Regions from separate parts of the Homo sapiens genome. Here region 2 is linked to region 1. Evidence: read pairs that join two places in POLR2A ChIA-PET (ENCODE). Cell type or tissue: MCF 10A. All regions are shown on one strand. Links, peaks and the distances in the headings refer to the core of each region. The heading gives the core; the rest is flanking DNA.

Region 1 (10,987 bases), core at 1,321-9,320:
CCAATCAGAGTGGCACCTGCTGAAAACAATTGGTTTGACCATTCTAGTGCCTAATTGCTGCACAGCCAAATATCAGCCTTCGTGTGGAAATTAAATTAAATGACATGAAACATAATAGTTACATAATGAATTATATTTATGTCTCTTTCCCTTCCTGCTCTTTTAGCTTTCCATCATATCAAACTACTTAACTAGAGGAATCTAGCTCCTCCCCTATGTGATTTAAGGTGAATTATGTTTGCCTTTCTGATTTCATAATTATATTTGGGTTCCCTATTCTATCCTGTTTTAAAGTCTTGGCATTCCAATGTAAAAACTTCACATTTTCATGATAATATCAAGGTATCCATAATATCTATTCTAAGGAACTTGGGGAGAGTAAGTTACACATCTTAGGAAGCTGCAATAGAGTGAGCTCACTGGAATCATTTTTGAGGAAAAGGTCTCTTTGTGATGTGAAAAGGTAGATGTGTCTTGGAAAAACAAAACAAAACAAAAAAACGAAAGAGCCCACTTCAGATCTAGAGTGTGCACTGGTTTAAAAAGCTATAAACAGGGCTGGAAACAGTAAGAAAAAAAGATGCTACAGATCTCTGGAGTCACAGATTAGTAACTAAAATAGTGCCTAATACTATTGTCAACAAATACCTTAAGAAGGATGGGAGGGTGAGAAGAAGGGAGTGGTGAATAATGTGTGATTAGGGTAGAAATGGCTTAGAAAAGGAATTAGTAATGTGGCCCAGTCCAGCAAAAGTCAAAGAACTATTGCATATCCAGCACCGAGACACTTCCAACTCCCCCTTATAAAGCTGTCGCTTTCTCACAAGACCCAACTAGTCCTTTGATCTTTGTGTACTTCTCAAGTTGAGGCAGGAATCGAGTTAAAAAATAAAAAAGGATCCCTTTTTGCTTAGAGGGAATAGGACTTTGTAGGCATTATAGAGACATTAGTGGCACTTGGGAGCTCTTCCCAAAGGGACTAGGGTCAGCCCCATCCTGACTAGGGCACCTGAAGAAAACAAGGGAAACTTTAACTTTTAAAAGAGAATTTGCAGAGTCAAAAGATTTTTGATGCATCATTGTGGAAAATTTCAGGGCTTTGTTCAGTGTTTTGTTGACTTTTTTCCTAAAATCAACATTGTCGTCAGAGAAAGTAGCAAATATGGTTACTATATGTCTGTTTACATTATCTTCTGCATTCCCAGAGAGAGGATGTTCTGACTTCTGATAACTGGGCAGAAGTCTGACAAAAAATATTTAGGTGGTAGAGGTTGTTCCATTAGGAAGATGAAAAGACCTCTTAGTTCCATTATTCTGATTTTTTTTTTTTTTTTTTTTTGAGACAGGTTCTCACTCTGTCACTTGGGCTAGGGTGCAGTAGGGGGACCTCAGCTCACTGCAACCTCCACCTCCCGAGCTCAATCGATCCTCCCACTTCAGCCTCGCAAGTAGCTAGGACTACAGGTGTGTGCCACCACGACCAGTTAATTTTTGTATTTTTTTTGTAGAGACAAGGTTTCACTATGTTGCCCAGGCTGATCTCGAACTCCTGGGCTCAAGCGATCCACCAGCTTCAGTCTCGCAAAGTGCTGGGATTACAGGTGTGAGCCACTGCACCTGGTCTATTCTGACTTCATGTCATTTAATTATACCACAATATAAAATCTAGACAGTATGTTGTTTCTCTAAATGGACTTCCTGACCAAGGAGATGGGGCCTGTGCAGAAAACAGGGTGTTCAGGCTTAGATTTTGGTGCAGTTCAGATTAGGAATAGTATAAGCCATTCTGAGGCTCAATCATCCATGGGTAAGTGGACTCTCAAGGTTTTGGGCCTACAGAGCTGAGAGAGAGAACACTTTACCTTCGAGAACCAATTTCTTTGTCTTCTCTCGCCCTACGTGGACAAAGTGTGACCATCCATGAAGACTCTGTCCAGATATGCCTTGCTCTATTTTACACCATTGCCAACAGGTTTCCACCACAGCCCAGCAAGCTTTGCTTTTTTACTTTGCACCCCAGATTGGTTTTTAAAATTGACTCTTGGCCTTTTGCAGTGGCTCATGCCTGTAATCCCAGCACTTTGGGAGGTCGAAGTGGGAGGATCGCTTGAGCTCAGGAGTTCAAGACCAGCCTGGGCAACATGGCGAAACTCCATCTCTACTGAAATTTAAAAATAAATTTAAAAAATAAAATAAAATAGACTCTTGGAGAACACTTCCTGGCACAATAGTCTGTTCCATATTCTGTTGCACCCAATAATTAACTCTTAATAATTGTAGTACAATGGGCTGCTATTTATAGTGACTATTAAAATATCCTTCACTGCCTTTTGCTGTTAAAATGCCTAGAACCCACTTTATAATATTTTAACATGCTTAAACAGTAATATAAAATGGCATCTGCGTATGTTTTTCCTTCTTGAAAATTAATAAAAGAGTGGTTCGCTAATGACTGTGTCTGTACAGAGCAAGACAAGGCTTCCAAAAGGGGCTAACCATCTGTGTATCTACCTTCTCAGTTCTGGTGAAGAATTCTGAGATGACGGGATGAGGACAAGAGAGTTGAGAAGAGCCTGAGAAGGGTGAAATTAATTAGATATCAGGAAATCTCTGGAAGCTCCTTTGAAACCATGCTAGAAATCAATGATATTTGCTATGGGCCAGCCACTGCATCAAAGAGAAAAGAGAGAGTTAGTGTGGACTTTGCAGAAGCACAGCCACATGAAGGGTATTCCACGCAGGGATTTACATGTGCAATTCTGTAAATTTGGGCAAAAAGTCAAGTGACGATGCTATGGAGATAAGTGCTCCAGTGACACATTAAATCACTCTCTGAGAATCTGTTGATTCGGATCTAGTTTCTTTTCGTATTCCAGAATAAAGCTAGAGCAATGCTGTCCTCTTCAATCTCAATATATGTATTGCTTGAAAAACAAGGGAGAATATGAGACCTTTTGCATGTTCACACAGCAAGTACAAGAGAAAGGGGGCAACGTGGATTTTTTCTAAATCATGTTTCCCAGCTGAGGAACAGGCTGGAGCATGAGAGGAGTACAGAGCCATTACAACCGTTTAGATGGGCTTCTCGTTTCAACAGGGTCACACTATCTTCTCCGGAAAGCCCACTTTCCATGCCAAGCAACAGGAGAGGTTTTGAAGGCCAGGGATTTGTTTCTCTTCCTTGTTACCCTTCCCACCCAGGTTGTCACACCATACAAGAGGAATAAAGAATACACTGAGAAATACTGAATAGACCAAAAGTCTGACAAATAACCAAGCATTTTCATAAAAAGAAAGAGTTTGGTAATTGTCAATTTACTCTGGTTTTGCTTCCAGTTGGTTCCCTTTTCAGCTGATTAGCGCAAGTGACTATTGAGAGCATGGAAGCATCTCAGGGTTGAAGAGACAGGAGTCCCATTTTCCACTTCCTGCCCTCTTGGGTAACTCTGCTTCCTCCTGAGCAAAGAGTTAATGAAGACATTGTTGCTTTTTTTTTTTTTTTTTTTGCAAATAAGGAAAGGCAGACACTGAATGTTTATTATTCAGTATGAACATAGAGGCAAAACTAGGAGAAAAAACAGATATGAGGTTTCCAGAACTATGGAATTTTAGGCATATTATATTATCAGTTATCATTTATTGAGTACTTACTATGGACCAGCCACTGCATTAAGCATTTTACATAGTCTATTACATAGTTTAATTTTAAATTTTTATTTATTTACTTATTAGAGTCCCACTCTCACCCAGGCTGGAGTGCAGTGGCATGAAATAATAGCTCACTGCAACCTCAAACTCCTGGGCTCAGGTAATCCCCCTGCCTCAGTCTCCCAAGCAGCTGGGAATATAGGTGTGTGCCACCACACCTGGCTAAAGTTTATTACATAGTTTATTAGTCTTGACAACAGCCCTATGACATAGGTACAATTATTATCCCCATTTTACAGATGAAGAAACTGAGGCTTACAGAGGTTAGGTAACTTTAACCAAGCCTAAACAGCTAGTAAGTGGTGGAAGTGATTCAAATCTAAGACTGTGTTACTAAAAGAGCTGTGTTCTCAATCACTCTGCCACACGGTACAAGAGAGGTGTTAGCTAGAATGCCTTCAGGGGCATAATAATAATTATAGTTAATGCTGTTGTGGAAGGCTTATTATATGGTAGACCCTATTCTAAACACTCACCTATGTCAACTTTAGGCTCTGCATCTCACACTCTATAAAGAAGGTGCTATTATTGGGCGCATTTTACAGTAAGGAAAGTGAGGCACAGAGAGGTCTTAAGTTCACGGAACTAATGAATGGTGGAGCAGGGCTACAAATTCAGGCACTCTGACTCCAAAGATCATCCTCTTAGCTGCTAAGCTATGTTAAGGTAAAATGTTCGTTTCTGTGTGAGGAAGCCCAGTCCACTTCGAGAGTCAGCTTTCTTTGTTAGAAAGTTGTGCCTGCAGCTCTAATAGACTTCTCAGAAGCAAACAGAAGGGTTCAAGAGTCCAGCTGACAGCAGAGGCTCTTGCTCAATCCTTTCCCAGAATGCTTGTCTCCATTACCCTTTAACCTGCATCTTTGAACAAATTGATATATGGGGAGTTCAGCAATGGCAGATCTCAGCTGTGCCTTTAATGTTTGATATGTCTGCTAGCACACCATGTTTTTCATTGGATCTAAAGGAGATCTAATGAGAGATCATTTCCTAGTAACACATTGTCTGCTTTCAACATCACTAGGAAAGCACTTTGCTGCAAACAATCCCTATGTTGGTTTAATTGCCTTTGAAAAGGGGCACAAGAGGGAGCATCAACTCTTCAGAGTTTGGGTCTGATTTCCTGAGGTGTTCCATTTCAGAAGAGGCCCCTGACAACAGGCAGAGAATAAAAACAAGTGTGGTCTAGGGCAGACAGTGTTTTTCAAACAGTTGGCCAAATCTCTCCTGGCAGCCGGGAAGCAGCTGAATCATCAAACACTAGGCCTCTAACGAGATGGAGGCTGGGCTGTATTGAAGTGCATTCCAGACTGACTGTGAAACCCAGAGCTGCTGCTGCTTTCCCAATGCTGGCTCCCTTCCAAGGGGCTGGCCCAGCTGAGCTGCTTGTCAAAGCTTCATTTTGTCTCTTCTCTCTCTTTTTTTCCTCCTCTTTGTGATTTCCCATGTAGCATTTGCCTGCCCTTGGATAGAATATTTGGATGAATTTTGGGGTCACCTCAGGTACAGCCTCTGCTCTGCAAGCTAAAGTTCATGAACTGTGTTTACCTGTTGGAAAGTCAGAATGGCAGAGGGGAAAGGCACTAAGCTAGAGCACTCGGGGAATGGACAAGTGGACAGACATTCTTTTCTGAGAGGCAGGAATGACCTAGACATTCCGAAATTGAAAGCCAGATGTTGGGATAAAACTCTAGACTCAATTTGAATCGTAGGAGTGTTGACAACCTTGATGAAATCCTATGACTAAAACTTTCTAGAGTAGAGGGGAATTAATGGGGCCTAAGTAGGGTAACCCACCTTGAAAATAACCAGATCCCTCTATTTATATCAGAAACAAATGTTTGGACTCTTTAAGTGCCATGGTCTGAATGTTTGTGTCTCCCCCAAAATTCATATATTGAAACCTAATCCCCAACGTGGTGGTAATTGAAGGCAGAGCCTTTAGGTGGTAATTAGGTCATGAGGGCAGAGCCCTCATGAATGGGATTAGTGCCCTTATAAAAGAGGGCAGAGGGAGCTTGTTTGGCCCTTCAGCCATGTGAAGACGCAGCAAGAAAGTGCCATCCATGAAGCAGAGAGTGAGACCCCATCAGACACTGAGTCTGCTGATGCCTTGATCTGGGACTTCCCAGCCTTCAGAACTGTAAGCAATAATCTTCTCTTGTTTATAAATTACCCAGGGTAATGTATTTTGTTATAGCAGTCTATTAAACATGAAGAATAAACAATATTTTCTGTGCCTTTTATGATGACTACCTGTGGCATGTACCATCCGCATGCCTTTTTTTTTTTTTTTTTTTTTAATTTATTTTTTTATTGATAATTCTTGGGTGTTTCTCACAGAGGGGGATTTGGCAGGGTCATGGGACAATAGTGGAGGGAAGGTCAGCAGATAAACAAGTGAACAAAGGTCTCTGGTTTTCCTAGGCAGAGGACCCTGCGGCCTTCCGCAGTGTTTGTGTCCCTGATTACTTGAGATTAGGGATTGGTGATGACTCTTAACGAGCATGCTGCCTTCAAGCATCTGTTTAACAAAGCACATCTTGCACCGCCCTTAATCCATTTAACCCTGAGTGGACACAGCACATGTTTCAGAGAGCACAGGGTTGGGGGTAAGGTCACAGATCAACAGGATCCCAAGGCAGAGGAATTTTTCTTAGTGCAGAACAAAATGAAAAGTCTCCCATGTCTTCTACTTTCTACACAGACACGGCAACCATCCGATTGCTCAATCTTTTCCCCACCTTTCCCGCCTTTCTAATCCACAAAGCCGCCATTGTCATCCTGGCCCGTTCTCAATGAGCTGTTGGGTACACCTCCCAGACGGGGTGGTGGCCGGGCAGAGGGGCTCCTCACTTCCCAGTAGGGGCGGCCGGGCAGAGGCGCCCCTCACCTCCCGGACTGGGCGGCTGGCCGGGCAGGGGGGCTGACCCCCCCCCACCTCCCTCCCGGACGGAGCGGCTGGCCGGGCAGAGGGGCTCCTCACTTCCCAGTAGGGGCAGCCGGGCAGAGGCGCCCCTCACCTCCCGGACGGGGCGGCTGGCCAGGCAGGGGGGCTGACCCCCCCCCCCCCCACCTCCCTCCCGGACGGGGCGGCTGGCCGGGCGGGGGGCCGACCCCCCCACCTCCCTCCCGGACGGGGCGGCTGGCCGGGCAGAGGGGCTCCTCACTTCCCAGTAGGGGCGGCCGGGCAGAGGCGCCCCTCACCTCCCAGACGGGGCGGCTGGCCGGGCGGGGGGCTGACCCCCCCACCTCCCTCCCGGACGGCACGGCTGGCCAGGCGGGGGGCTGACCCCCCCACCTCCCTCCCAGACGGCACGGCTGGCCAGGCGGGGGGCTGACCCCCCCACCTCCCTCCCGGACGGGGCGGCTGGCCGGGCGGGGGGCTGACCCCCCCACCTCCCTCCCGGACGGCACGGCTGGCCAGGCAGGGGGCTGACCCCCCCACCTCCCTCCCGGATGGGGCGGCTGGCCTGGCGGGGGCTGACCCCCCCCCACCTCCCTCCCGGACGGGGTGGCTGCCGGGCGGAGACGCTCCTCACTTCCCAGATGGGGTGGCTGCTGGGCGGAGAGGCTCCTCACTTCTCAGACGGGGCAGCTGCCGGGCGGAGGGGCTCCTCACTTCTCAGACGGGGCGGTTGCCAGGCAGAGGGTCTCCTCACTTCTCAGACGGGGCGGCCGGGCAGAGACGCTCCTCACCTCCCAGACGGGGTCTCGGCCGGGCAGAGGCGCTCCTTACATCCCAGATGGGGCGGCGGGGCAGAGGCGCTCCCCACATCTCAGACGATGGGCGGCCGGGCAGAGACGCTCCTCACTTCCTAGATGTGATGGTGGCTGGGAAGAGGCGCTCCTCACTTCCTAGATGGGATGGCGGCCGGGCGGAGACGCTCCTCACTTTCCAGACTGGGCAGCCAGGCAGAGGGGCTCCTCACATCCCAGACGATGGGCGGCCAGGCAGAGACACTCCTCACTTCCCAGACGGGGTGGCGGCCGGGCAGAGGCTGCAATCTCGGCACTTTGGGAGGCCAAGGCATGCGGCTGCTCCTTGCCCTCGGGCCCCGCGGGGCCCGTCCGCTCCTCCAGCCGCTGCCTCCCGGGCGGCGCTCGCCGGCGCCGCCTAACTTTAAATGAGCACAAAAATATCTATTGTTTTCCATCTCTGCTGATATGTAGATGACTATTGTTTAATTACATTTGCCCCTAATAAGGAAGGGGAAAGATCCAATGTCTTCCTGACTGACAGTGCCATGTTGGCCATTGATCTCAACTTGGAGCTGACCTCAACCTGCTCAGATAGGTTTTTCACCTAAATAAATATTGTGGAAGAGAGAAGCCTCCTTCTTCACTGTTAATAGTAAACTGCAAAAGCATGGAGGTAGGGGGAGGGAGGCTGTGTCTTGGAAAGAACCTTGAAGTTCCACAGTACTATAATCCATTGTCTGGACTCTGATGGGAAAAAGAAAAAAACTGGATTCCCTTCCCATCAGTCTTTGCCAACAGCATTCCTTTTTCAGTTTGTTTTCCCTGACCCCACCCATACTACTACTACTAATAATAACGTGTGTTTTTATAATCTCTAAAGAAGTTTCGCATACATTTATATTTGATCTATACAACTTTGGGAGGATGAAAAGAAGAGACTTGTCCCTTTTTGCAGATGAGAAAACTGAGGTCCAGAGAAATTAATTGATTTGCCCAAAGTCACACAGGAAATTAGTTGTGGAGCCAGATCTATTAGGTCATCAGTTTCCAGGGTCGTTACTTCTTTTACACACCAAACTGTGGAGTGCTGGTTCTCAAATATTCAGTTGCATCATAATCACCTGGGAAGCATTTCACAAATGCATACTTATGGACTCTACCCTCAGAGATACCACGGGTCTAGAATAGGTATCTAGAGTCTGCATTTTTAACAACGTTCCCAAGTGCTTCTAATAAACGTGGTCTCTGGGCCATACCTCGATTGGAAGTGAATCTATAGCCTTGAACTGTTCAGGAATCTCTTTTAAATCTCTATAGATAATCTGTTTATTTTAAGGTTCACATAGGAATGGAAGAAAACAACAGGGTTATCCTTAAGAGGACTGTGAGATGAGGGGGTACAGGAGAGTGGATGTTCTTTGGGAAAGGACACTTGCTACCTCAACTCTCTCTCCAAAATCCCTTTTCCACATGAAATTTGATTCAAATGAACATAAAAGGAAACCTTAAAGATAATGATATGGTGAAAACTGGCCCCTAAGACAGCTGGCCAATAGCCAAAGAAAGGGGCTTTGCAAAGATGCCATGGGAATGGCTCTAGGTCAACAGAATATATATACTTGAACTTCAGGTCTTTTTTTAACAGACAGCTGGTCGGGACTTTTTACTGTGGAGCCCAACTGCCTGGGTTTGAATCCTCTCACTGCCAATTATTATGTGTGTAACCTTGGGCAAGTTATTTAACTTTTCCATGCCTTAGTTTCTTTAACTGTGCAATGGGGATAATATTACTACATATTTCATAGGCTTGTTGTAAACATTAAATAAAATAATGCATGTACAGCATTACATGTTCTAGGCACAGCACCTAGAACAGTGGCTGGCATCTACTGAGTAGTGTTAGTGTTATTGTTAACTACAATTTTCCTGAATCATTGCTCTGCTGCAATCAATAAAGGATGGCTTGGGCCTAGAATTGGTCATTTCAATGGTTTTCATGTCTGTGCCTCAGTAACCTGTGAAACAGGTGCTCTGAAGAGCCACAGGTGGCACTATTGTGACAGTACACTAAGTCCATTTCCCAGACTAATAGATAAATCCTGACGAGCTACGGGACTTCAAATGTTTTCTGTGGCAACATCACAGAACAGAGACATTTGACCCCCAAAGACAATACTCTTCGTGTCCTCTTAAAAATTATTCAGTAGAATTTACTAAAAATCTGGTCAGTATTGGTAGAAAGCAAAGTATACATTCAAAGCACGGTGGTGCAAAGCTGTTGTTCCTCTTTCAACCTTTCCATCTCAAGACTGTTCCATAAATGACAAAAGACGATGATAAGGGGGACACCAAGGCACCGAGTCTCCTCCAAGTGTATTAGAAAGGCCCATGGGGACACAGGCCTCAGTCAACTGCACGGTATGGCATGGTAGCTGGGTATAGAAGTTATGCCCAGGAACTGTCTTCCTAGAATTTGCTGATAGGTAATATTTTGGGATTTTGACAGGGTTTCAAAGTTGATAGATTTATGGGATTCAGATCAACTGTCTGGAGACCCTAGTGTATACGGTCAGGGAATGTATGAGAAAGAGAGAGGAGGAAGGAGGGAGGGAAGACAGAGTGAGAGAAAGAAAGAGAAAGTAACAGAGACAGAGGGCCATGATGTAAACGTATATTGGGCAGAAGTCGGGATTGGGGATGGAAAGCAAGAGAAGAGAAGTTTTGAGAGGTGATGGTGAGAAGCAGGGAGGGGTCTAGACTTGAGTCTAGAATCTCCTTGAAGCTTCTGGAGCACATCATGTCTCACAAGGAAAGCGGAGTTTCATTCCAGCCTGAGTCAGCCTGCCTACCAGCGGCCTTGTTCCCTGCTGTCTTACTGTCACTCATGCTCACAGGCACATCTGCTTCAGTGCCCCAGGCCAATTCACGGTATATTCATCTGAATATTCCCGGCTCATGTGACCGCCAGCCAGCCAGCAAGGCGTCAGAGCACCAGCAAGCAGCCTAGGTTGAAGCGCAAAGGAAACACTGACAAATATAAAATACTTATAAATGTCTGGTGCCAATTACAGCCAGTTAGCCCTTAAAAAATTCAAGAGGCTGGAAGCAGTGGTATCACCATTGGAATCCAAAAGCTTGTGTCTTTGATTATGTGCATATGTGCATCTAAAGAACACACTTGCACATAGAAGTCTTTCAGTAACTGGCAATCTTCATGAAAATGATGTAAGAAGGATAAGTCCATTCCTGGTTTTCTCTTCCAGTAGGTTCAGTTACATAGTGCAAACTGTTCACAGATCAGACCATTTATCCCCTGACGAGTGTCTGTTTGGCCAGGACCCAAGTCCTGCTAGGTTGGAAGGTGATGGCGGCTGCAGAAGCTTTGGCTACTGTGCTTTTTATGCATATGCAGCTCCCACATTTTACCATTGGAATTGGAAAGTCTCTTGCAGAGTACGTTGAACTTGGAGAGATTTTTCCATGTACTTTGCAGCCTCCAAAACATCCAAGGCTTTTCTTATAATCCCAGTTCAGTTGAACTTTGACTAGCTTTTATATAGACATAGTCCAGTTTAATCAC
Region 2 (10,987 bases), core at 1,760-9,759, 250 kb after region 1:
CACCCCTCCACTTTTCTCCTATTCCCCTCTCCTTTCTTTTCTTTTTTTGAGTGAGAGAGAGACCCTCAGGATAGAAAATTGTAGAGCATGTGAGTTATTCCTTTGTATGTTTTTATTAGCTACGAACTGAACATGTATGTCTTTTAAATTCATTCATTGCCCCATGTGTAGTTCGATGTATTTTGACCTTTTCTTTTATTTATTTTAAAATTTTGATTACTTAGTTACACAAATAAAGAGCTAATAAATACTATCAGGGAGACAGCCCTTGGAATATTGAATTTTATATTTTCTTCTGCGACAGTCTTGCTCTGTCCGTGCAGTGGCAAGATCACAGCTCACCTCCTGGGCTCAAGCTATCCTCCTACCTCAGCCTCCCAAGTAGCTGGGACTACAGGCGACAGCCACCATGCCCAGCTAATTTTTTTGTATTTTTTTTGTAAAGACAGGGTTTTGCCATGTTGCCCACGCTGCTCTCGAACTCCCGGGCTAAAGTGATCCACCCACCTCTGCCTCCCAAGGTGCTGGGATTACAAGCACCAGCCACCACGCCTGGCCAGAATATTGAAATTAAGATATATTCTGACTTATTTTTCCCCAAATATGAAAAAAATGATTACATATATGACTTGATTATTAAAATTGACACATCCATGCAACAAGTTTATATACCTAATGCTGTGCCTGGTATGAATTTCCTAAACTTTCCAATATAGTCCCAAAATTACAGTAGTAGTTTCTTGAATGTAAACTTGTTGCCTGTTTTATATGTTAGATCCCTTTGCTTCTATGCTTCACTCACTATGTTTGTTTGTTCGCTTTGTTTTTATAAGTCATGAAGATGGAAAAAAAACTGTTTCATGAAAGGAAAATAGATGAGTGTTGTTGAGGTGTGTCATTAAGCACAGTGGGAGAGGCCTCCAATGTACGTGTCACACATGGAAAGTATACCTAGTACTGGGTGTGGTGGAGAGCATGACGTCTGGATGAAAGTTGTAAGAGACTTTAAAAATACTATGCCTAGCTTTTGTGTTACAACTACATATTCCACTGATACTTATGTGAAACTCCCATAACTTTTCGGGTTGTACCTCTTTTTTCCACCCTGGGGTGGGAGTGTGTCCACAAGTGCATGTGTGTGAACTCTTAACTTTGTGTTTGTATTTTGAGATGGAGTCTCTGTGGCCCAGGCTGGAGTGCAGTGGTGCAATCTCTGCTCACTGCAACCTCCACTTCTGGGGTTCAAGCTGTTCTCCTGCCTCAGCCTCCCAAGTAGCTGGGACTACAAGGGCACAACACCAATCTGGCTTTTTTGAATTTTTGGTAGAGACGGGGTTTCACCACGTTGGCCAGGCTTGTCTGGAACTCCTGACCTCAGGTGATCCGCCCACCTCAGCCTCGCAAAGTGCTGGGATTACAGGCCTGAGCCACCGCGCCCAGCCCGGCCTGAACTCTTAACTGTATGGTTTCTGTTTGTAACATCTAGAGAGAGTGACAGTGAGAATTTGGTTTCCGTCGGCTTTCCTTAGCATTCATTTTGATGAATTTGGGATGCAATTTAAAAGCTGTTTTCATTCTGTGGCCTGCTGATGAAAATGTAGAATTTATTGCAGAACCCTTGCCACCGTCTTGCATTCCCAAACCAGTGTTCATTACCCATAGTAAAAACCGAGATCCTGTTCACACACATGCACATACACAGACACGCTCCCCACCGCCCCCGTCACGCACACACCCACACACACCTCGGATGGTGAGTGAGATAGAAGTTTAGTTTACATGCTAAAACTGGTTAAATTACTGATGTGGTAGAACTGTCTTTTAGCCCGGGCACAGTTGCTCACACCTGTAATCCCAGCACTTTGGGAGGCCAAGGTGGGTGGATCACCTGAGGTCAGGAGTTCTAGACCAGCCTGGCCAACATGGTGAAAACCCGTCTCTACTAAAAATACAAAAATTAGCCGGGCATGGTGGCAGGTGCCTGTAATCCCAGCTACTCGGGAGGCTGAGGCCAGAGAATAGCTGGAACCCGGGAGGCGGAGGTTGCAGTGAGCTGAGATCGAACCACTGCACTCCAACCTGGGCGACAGAGCGAGACTCCGTCTCAAAAATAATAATAATAAATAAAAGAAACAAAAAACTGGCCGGGCGCGGTGGCTCGCGCCTTGTAATCCCAGCACTTTGGGAGGCTGAGGCGGGCAGATCCCAAGGTCAGGAGATCGAGACCATCCTGGTTAACACGGTGAAATCCCGTCTCTACTAAAAATACAAAAAAATTAGCCGGGCGTGGTGGCGGGTGCTTGTAGTCCCAGCTACTCAGGAGGCTGAGGCAGGAGAATGGCATGAACCCGGGAGGTGGAGCTTGCAGTGAGCCACGATCCCGCCACTACACTCCAGCCTGGGTGACAGAGCGAGACTCCGTCTCAAAAAAAAAACAAACCAAAACTGTCTTTATGTCCTACCTAGCATTTACTAAGTAGAAGATGTGCCCTTTTGAAGGGCATGTCTATTCCTAGAACTTTAACTACAATGCTTTGCAGTAGAAATATATGCTATTGTATTAAGGTGAAGTGACTTTAGAATTAGTAACTCGGTGTTGACAGATCATGCTGATCGAAGATTAGCCTTGGAGTTTGGAAAGCTGGAGAGCATGTATATTCCAGATGACCAGGAAAGGAAAAGTCAGAAAAACAGTTTTTAAGTAGTACTGTTATAACGACCTGTAAAACTTGAAACGAGAGAAAGCTGTCTTCTAAAATGAAGAATTACATATTTAAAACATTAATTTCCTCAATGATACTGCTACATATCTGAAAAGGGTGGTTACGTAGCATTTGGGACAGACCCGTCTCAGTGGTTTGAGGCAACAGGTGTGGCTGAAGAAAAGGTAAGGCTGGGGAAAAACCAACATTTCTGGTCTAAACTGATACTGTCTTCTTACCTGAGGCAGTTTCCTATGCCCTGGTTTTCTCTGTCTGAAAAATGCATGATAACACATACTCTTCAAATTAGCTCAAAATGCTTGGTAGTTACCTACTATTCCCTGACAGGCCACAGGCAGATAGTTCTATGCTTGTTTTAGAAATGGAGAATTTGGTACTCAGAAAAGTTGAAGAAGCTTCATTTCATTCACATAGTGAGTCAGCAACAAAGACAGACGGAAAAACATGTCCTATGACTCCTGCCATTGTATTCCTTCTCTTCTGCATTGTGTTGCCTTTTGATATTTCACGAAGGTTTTGTGATTGGTGAAATAAATTAAAGCACTTCCATGAAGGAGACAAAATGTAACCCAGTGTCTGCTGATGGTGGTTAGTGACGAGGACAGGAGAACACTGCCTCATAATGGGGACTATCCGGTGAGGGCTCCTTTTCACAGGTGCCCACACTGTGAGTCACCTCCTTATGCTGAGAGTTCGGTATGCTATCATAAAATACTTTGTTGTGTATTATTTATGAAGGACTAGAGTATCTATTGTCTCACTTTCTTTCATTCTCATGAGGTAGATTACAGCAGCAGATGGCATTATGCATGCTTTATCCCAGACACAAGAAAATAATATCTGCCACTTACTGAGTACCTTGCTGGACCCAGACACTCTTACATATTTATATCTTCCCATTGGGTCATCCCGTGGACCTTGTGAAATATGTGGAATAGCTCCATTGTTATAGATATGAACCCAGGGCTCAGAGAAGCTAAGTAATTTGTTCAGGGTCACACAGACTTACAGGTCTGTCAGACTCCTAAGACCCTGATGCTTTCATTGTGCTGCATTTCCTTCAAATTATGAACTTGCCCTATGTCAGCACAGAAACGGCCTCTTCAGCCTAGCCCAGTGCTCCAACTGATTGTTCTCTCTCATAAAAGGCACTCACAACTAACCACTTGCTTGATTTAGGAATTCACTGATTAGATTGCTAGACCAGTTAAAGGCAAATTTCAATAATGAGAGCAGTTATCACGTATCTAGTACTTACCATGCGCCAGACTATGATCTAAATTTATGACACATATTAAATCATTTAAGCCTTACAACCATGTATAAAATAGTGAACTGCGATATGATGGAGTTGCTCTTATCTTCATCCCGGGATGAGAAAATAGAGGCAGAAGAGTTTTAAGCAATTTGCACAGTTAATAAAGTGTGGAGCCAGAATTTGAACCCAATCTGGCTCCAGACCTCTTTACTACAGCTCTCAGTTAGAAAATTATTTCTAACTGAGATATTTCGGTTCAGCAAGTGTTGGCTTAGTTCCTGTGTGCTATGCCAGCAGAAAATATAGTTCCTACACAGAAGAGCTTACATTTTTGACATAAATCAAAATGTATATACTTGAAATAAATGCTACAACACCTTAGCATATGGGGTGTAAATGTTGTGTATGGATCAGCATGAATAATAGAGACTGTTAGTGAGTGGCTTGAGAGTTAATTTGCCTTCGCAAGTAATGTTCTTGACTATGGACGAGTGACTTGGGCACTGGGGAGAAGCTGTTCCATGTGTTCTAAAATAAGCAGGTTACTTGGCTACTGTTCAAACTCTAAATAGGTATATGGGTTGTAGCTATTTGACCTGAACTAACTTTAAATTCCCCTGAGTCCTTATATGATTTTGGGGAAAAAAAAAAAAGGAAGAAGAAAAAAGAAAACTTTTCTCTGTAAATGCTGCATTTAAATTAGAATTTATTAAATTCTCTGCAAAATACCGCCAGGCTGACAGGAAGGGGATTCGTAAGTATTGTATCATTCTTTTGTCAGGGTGTTCTCTTTTTCTAGCAGGAAGTGTTGTGACTTGCTCTCTAAAGTTGCAATTGTAAGAAGAATGTTGGGTTTCCAGATTGCTCTTCTGGGCGTGGGAGAAGGTTCTGTCTATCAGTGCTGCGAGAAAGGAAAGAAACAAGTTTGCTCTCAGCGGGTAACTATTTTAATATTATTTTGACAGGCTCTAACTTTGAGATTACTAAATCTAAATTTAAATACTAAATGATTAAGCAGGAATTTACGTCAAAAAGCTTGAAATTCCTGTTATTTATTTGGGTAAACATTTGGAGTCACTTTAAAAATATTATTTATTCAAGTAGAATAAAATTTTTGTTAAGAGAAAATTTTGAAGTTTAGATTCTAACCTGTTCTGTGTGTATTCTGTATTTTTCTTTATTTAGAGAATGTTTAGGGAGTTTATACTTTTTAAAAATGGGTTTTGAAATCCTAATTATACAGCCGTATTTATCAAGTTAAGTATCTAAAACACTAAATAATAGAAATTATTGTCTATATTTGTGGTGGGGGTGGGATTTCAAATGCTTTTGATCCCAGTTACATGGTTTTTCAAAATTCTGTAAAATGGAGGTTGAGGTGGCTGTCATGACAGAACATGTCACGATTAGATTGATATTATACTCTTCCTACGTGAGTTAAATCAAACAGTTGTCTTAGTGTTTATAATTTACAAAATAATAAACATCACTGGTGATTAAATTTTGATGGCGTTATTGGTACTTGGCAGCAATAGTGATTTCTGGTGCTCACATACATTAGGATTTTCCATCACATGGTTGTCATATAAGTTTAATTTCCCCATATTTCTGGCAAAGGGAAGTATAGCTAGTTATACAGTCAATCCTCACTCTGAGTTGAGTCACCTCTCGGACTGGTTGTACTTAATATGCGCATATGAAGTAAAAAGTGAAGCATGAAACAAAACAAACCAGTTTTTTCAATTAACAAGTGCTGTATTTGCTAACATATAAGCAAGGTATATAACACTGCAAGAGGCATTTTCAGTGACTTGCCGATAGCTTTCTGCTTCGTGTATATAGTGATTTGAGTTGTAGGTCACAATATTTTATGGCATTTTTATTTTGAATTGAAGTGAAGCATGGTAACTAGTCTGATCTTGCCTAGCCTCTCTCTCTCTCTCTCCCTCCCTCTCTCTCTCTCTCTCTCTCTCTCACACACACACACACACACACACCCCACACACACATATCCCTGAAAGTTGCCCTTGGCTTCACTCAAACATATGTTAATTTTCATAAGAAAGGAAACTGGTGGAAATACTTCTTAGGTATGAAAATTAATTAATTTCATTAGCAGCAGATTTATTTTCCCATAAATTATTCAGATTTTGGGGGTAGATGTAAAAGTTTACTTAGGCATGGAAGACATTAGACCTTTTAAAAGCAAAGTGGGCTATTTCAATCTAAGAAGTTAGTTAATGTACCTTAGCTTTCTGAAGCTAGGGGAAGGAGAGGTGTCTTTTTGTTGTGTCTTTGGGTTTGAAATAGTATTCTTCATCCTAGGAAAAAGGGCTTTTAGACTATAATTGAGACTTGCATTAAATAGCTGCAAAATTCTTGCCTGAGAAACGTTTAAATGATGTCTTTAATCTGACCAAATTGAATTGAATATTTCTATTATTGGAAAAAGCTACGTATTAATTTATTTTTAAATAGCCATTGCTTTCAGATCTTATCTTTGTTTATTAAGTATAAAAAGAGGAAAGGAAACTTTTACCTAAAATGGAGGTATTTGATATTCCTCCAGGAAATGACACAGGATTGGGCACCCTTTGGGGTTTAAGTGACTCATAGATATTGGTACTGAAAACAAAACAAAACAAAAGATCAGTTAGAATCTAGCTAATGATCAATTATAGCACAGAATAGAAGTATTTCCAGAAAAATGAACTCATTTCTTAATAGCTATGTAGGGGTGAAATCACAGGATTTCTGAGATTTGCTTTAAAATAATTCATGGAAGAGAGACAGGGAAGGAGGGAGGGAGAAGAAAGGACAGGAAGAGAGAATAGATGAACCAAGCAAATGTGGGGAAATCTGGATAAATGTAGAATCTGTGATGGGTTTATGGGTGTTTTTTGTGCTATTTTCTCTTGTATATATTGAAAATATTGACAATAAAAAATGTTAGTAGACCTTTAGTTTGGGGCAATTTATATTTATTTTCTTTCTTTTTTTTTTTTTTTTTTTTGAGATGGAGTCTCACTCTGTTGCCCAGGCTGGAGTGCAGTGGCACGATCTTGGCTCATGCAACCTCCACCTCCCGGGTTCAAGCAGCTCTCCTGCCTCAGCCTCCCGAGTAGCTGGGATTACAGGCACCCACCACCACGCCCGGCTAATTTTTGTGTTTTTAGTAGAGATGGGGTTTCACCATACTGGCCAGGCTGGTCTTGAACTCCTTATATTTACTTCTAAATGTCAACTTTTATCTATAAATTGCAGGCCTGTCAAAACATGATGTATGCATGATGTGTATGACTGTAAAGGTGAAATGTGCTGCTTGAATGCCAAAATGGTTGAAAGTAAAAACTGCTTCTGAAAAGGTTTATTTCTGTTTGATTTTCAGCTAAATTCAAAGGACAGGTCACAAACATCTTGAAGAGTTTTTTAGTATCTTGAAGTATTAAACAAGGGTAGTTAAAGCATGATAACAGGCCAATTGTATGTGAAGAATGTGAAGACGTTATTGAACTTGACTATTTTGTTCACAGCTTTCTCCAATAGAGTATGTGTTTTTAAAACCACGTGAGAGGACTATATAGCCTGCATGATGTATAGGTCTGCGCACTTTCCCTACTCACCTCCATCGAAGTTTATTTATTGAACAAACATTCGGTAGGTGCTTGTGGTGAGCCAAGATACAAAGTCAAATAAGATACCAACCGTGCTTTTAAGGAGCTCACAGGCTCGTGGAGGAGATAGAGAAAGAAATAGATGTCATCACGCTGAAAGCTGAAAAGGGCTATAGGAATATGGGGAAGGGGAGGAACGGGTTAGCAACTATGACCCTATGACGCATCTCCTTTAAAATAATACAAGGCTGGGCACAGTGGCTCATGCCTGTAATCCCAACATTTTGGGAGGCCTAGGTGGGCAGATCACTTGAGGTCAGTAGTTCGAGACAAGTCTGGCCCACATGGTGAAACCCCGTCTCTCCTAAAAGAATAAAAACTAGCCAGATGTGGTGGCGCATGCTTGTAATGCTAGCAACTGTGAAAGCTGAGGCGGGAGAATCGCTTGAACCCAGGAGTCGGAGGTTGCAGTGAGCTGAGATAGAGCCACTGCACTCAAGCCTGGGTGACAGAGCAAGACTCTGTCTCAAGAAAATAATAATAATATAAAATAAGGCTGGGTGCGGTGGCTCACTCCTGTAATCCCAGCACTTTGGGAGGCCGAGGCGGGTGGGTCACCTGAGATCAGGAGTTCGAGACCAGCCTGATCAACCTGGTGAAACCCCATCTCTAGTAAAAATACAAAAACTAGCCAGGCATGGTGGTGGGCGCCTGTAATCCCAGCTACCCAGGAGGCTGCGGCAGGAGAATCACTTGAACCCAGGAGGTGGAGGTTGCAGTGAGCCAAGATCATGCCATTGCACTCCAGCCTGGGCGACAGAGTGAGACTCTGCCTCAAAACTAATAATAATAATATAATGTAATATAATACAGACAGAAAATTGGAGATGGTTTAATTGGTTGTGGGTATTACAGTGGTAGAAGAGGGCTAAAATGGCTTAGTCTAACCCCATGCATAACTTTGCAAATAACTCTTCTGCTCTCATCTCTCTTCCCCGCCCTTCTTAATAAACCTTTATATCTTTCTTATGCATCCACAGGGGTTATTGGAGCAGTGTACGTGCAGAACAGAGCAATCTCTTCTTCACATTAAAGAGTAGACTGATGTTTAAGTCTCCCTTAAAGGTTTTAGATATATCCAAGGCCGAATTATAGTTATTAGGTAGGCAGCTACTTGGAGTTGGATAAAGGGTAGAGTTAGCCTTCAGTCACAGATAGAGCCTTCTAAAGTTCATTTCTCAATTGATTTGGAATTTGAAACATATTTTGTCATGGAAATAGTAGTAGGGTTTTTCAGGTTACTTTACAAGTATTCCTGAAATTTTATATTATGTTATCTGGCATGATATGGTTTTGTTCTATGATATCTTATTTTATTTTCATTGTATTCTATGTGAATTGTAGAAGCACAGTTGCTAAATATATCCAGATTTATGTTCCATCAGCCAGTTACTTTATTCTCTAGTTCCTGATACTATACAATCTAATCAGTGTATATAATAATGCCTCATGAGAAAATACTGTCAATTTTATTTGAGGTACCTAATGATGTCCTCTGTTTAGTTGTACAATTTGCAGCTGAAATGTTAAGTAGAATGAACAGAAGAGCTAGACCTGAAAAATAACTTTCCGAAGTAAAGTCTGCTATACGTGGTGATTATTTCTTTCATAGATGTTTGCTCACCACATTGACTATAAGAAGAAATTTTTGGCTGGGCATGATGGCTCATACCTGTAACCTCAGCACTTTTGGAGGCCAAAGCAGACAAATCACTTGAGCCCAGGAGTTCAAGACCAACCTGGAGAACATGGCAAAACCCCATCTCTCCAAAAAATACAAAAATTAGCTGGGGTGATATTGCGTGCCTGTAATCCCAGTTACTCAGGGGGCTAAGGTGGGAAGATTTCTTGAGCCCAGGAGTTGGAGGCTTCAGTTACCATGACACTGCACTCCAGCCTGGGCGACACAGCGAGATTCTATTTCAAAAAAAAAAAAAAAAGAAGAAGGAGAAGAAGCAATTTTTGATAATGCTGATGTGCTAGAATTAATGCACAGTAAAACACTTCACCACTTTTTCTTCTGCTTCAACCTTTCCTAGACTTTTAGGACTAGGAACCTATGACACACGTGAGGGCATTTAGGTTTTGACTCCCTTATTTTGACTTTCAGAGCAACAAATCATTAAATAAAAATTATGCATATAGCCTCTTAAGCCTTTACAATTACTCCTTTACCAAGATTCCGTGAAAGTTTTCTAAAATGAGTCAAGCAAAATTCCAAGCCACTTGTTCTTGAGAAAAATCTTGAAAGAAAAAATTTTTAAATGAAAAGTAAATCACATAGATACTTGAGTGTTTGTTTTATATTAAGACTAAGTTATTAGCACTGATACAATGGGAGTGGTTGTTCACAATACTTAGCATTCATGAGGCTGAAATTAAGCAGTATTAACAAAGAGAAGCAGAAGCCTGTCATATGTAGGAATGAATGTGTCATAGGAGAAAGTAAGCGTTTGTGTGCTTTTTTTTCAGAATATTGCCTGTTTTATGATCAGTGCCAATTTAACACCAATGTTTTAAATAAATGACTTTTAGAACTCTGTATGAGTCTTTACTGAACTCATTGTCTATATTCTGTATGTTTTATACAATTAAAGTTTTGGTTATTTTAGTTCAAGGCTTAAGTGAATCCCTTATCCTTTTAAATAATGAAAACAAGTTAGTATTAGCTGGAGGGGGTTACTATCTCCATTTTCTGGCAACTGTTCTTATTTCTCGATATCATGGTCATATTTGTTAGGAGCTTTTTAAGTTATTTTCCAAAGGCTATATATACTAGGCATGGACCTTCTCTCTGCAAAGCAATGTGTAGTCTCTTTGTTTTTGTTTTTCTGGGAAGAGTAGTTAATTGGCTGGGCACTGCAGCTCAAGCCTGTAATCCCAGCACTTTGGGAGGCTGAGGCAGGAGGATCACTTGAGCCCTGGAGTTTTAGACCAGCTTGGCAACATAGTGAGATCCTGTCTCTACAAAAAAAAAAAAAAAAAAGAAATAAAAATTAAAAATTAGCCGAGTATGGTGGTGCATGCTTGTAGTCCTAGCTACTGGGGGTGGGAGGTGCTGAAGCAGGAGGATCACTTGAGGCCAGGAGTTGGAGGCTGCAGTGATCATGCCACTGCACTGCAGCCTGGACATCTCAGCAAGACTCTATCTCAAAAAAAAAAAAAAAAGGAAAGAGGGAAAAAACAGTTAATTACCTTTCCTCCAACACATGCTTTTGCTTTTTTTTTTTTTTTCCAGCTATGCTTGGAGAAACACATTATTATTATTATTATTATTATTTTGAGGTGGAGTCTTGCTGTGTCGCCCAGGCTGGAGTGCAGTGGTCCAATCT

The links. Peaks named below come from ENCODE experiments on the same cell type or tissue, not always from the same donor. Only the 100,000 strongest peaks of a DNase experiment are listed, where the experiment ranks them.
Region 2: POLR2A ChIA-PET joins it to region 1 with 11 read pairs; 2 of 35 experiments call an interaction of 5 or more read pairs at or near these places.

What each region holds. Positions count from the first base shown.
Region 1 is chrX:115,340,498-115,351,484 of GRCh38, forward strand. It overlaps LOC107985681 (a long non-coding RNA gene), which reads left to right and starts at 3,011. Exons shown (of 3, transcript XR_001755944.2): 1 at 3,011-5,848. RefSeq lists an enhancer at 4,570-5,069. In MCF 10A, for the core only: no CTCF peak of the experiment used is centred there; a DNase peak (open chromatin) is centred at 5,004.
Region 2 is chrX:115,588,714-115,599,700 of GRCh38, forward strand. The region is part of intron 1 of PLS3 (plastin 3); the gene reads left to right. Among named protein-coding and RNA genes, the nearest start is that of PLS3-AS1, 31 kb to the left of the region's middle. In MCF 10A, for the core only: no CTCF peak of the experiment used is centred there; a DNase peak (open chromatin) is centred at 4,818.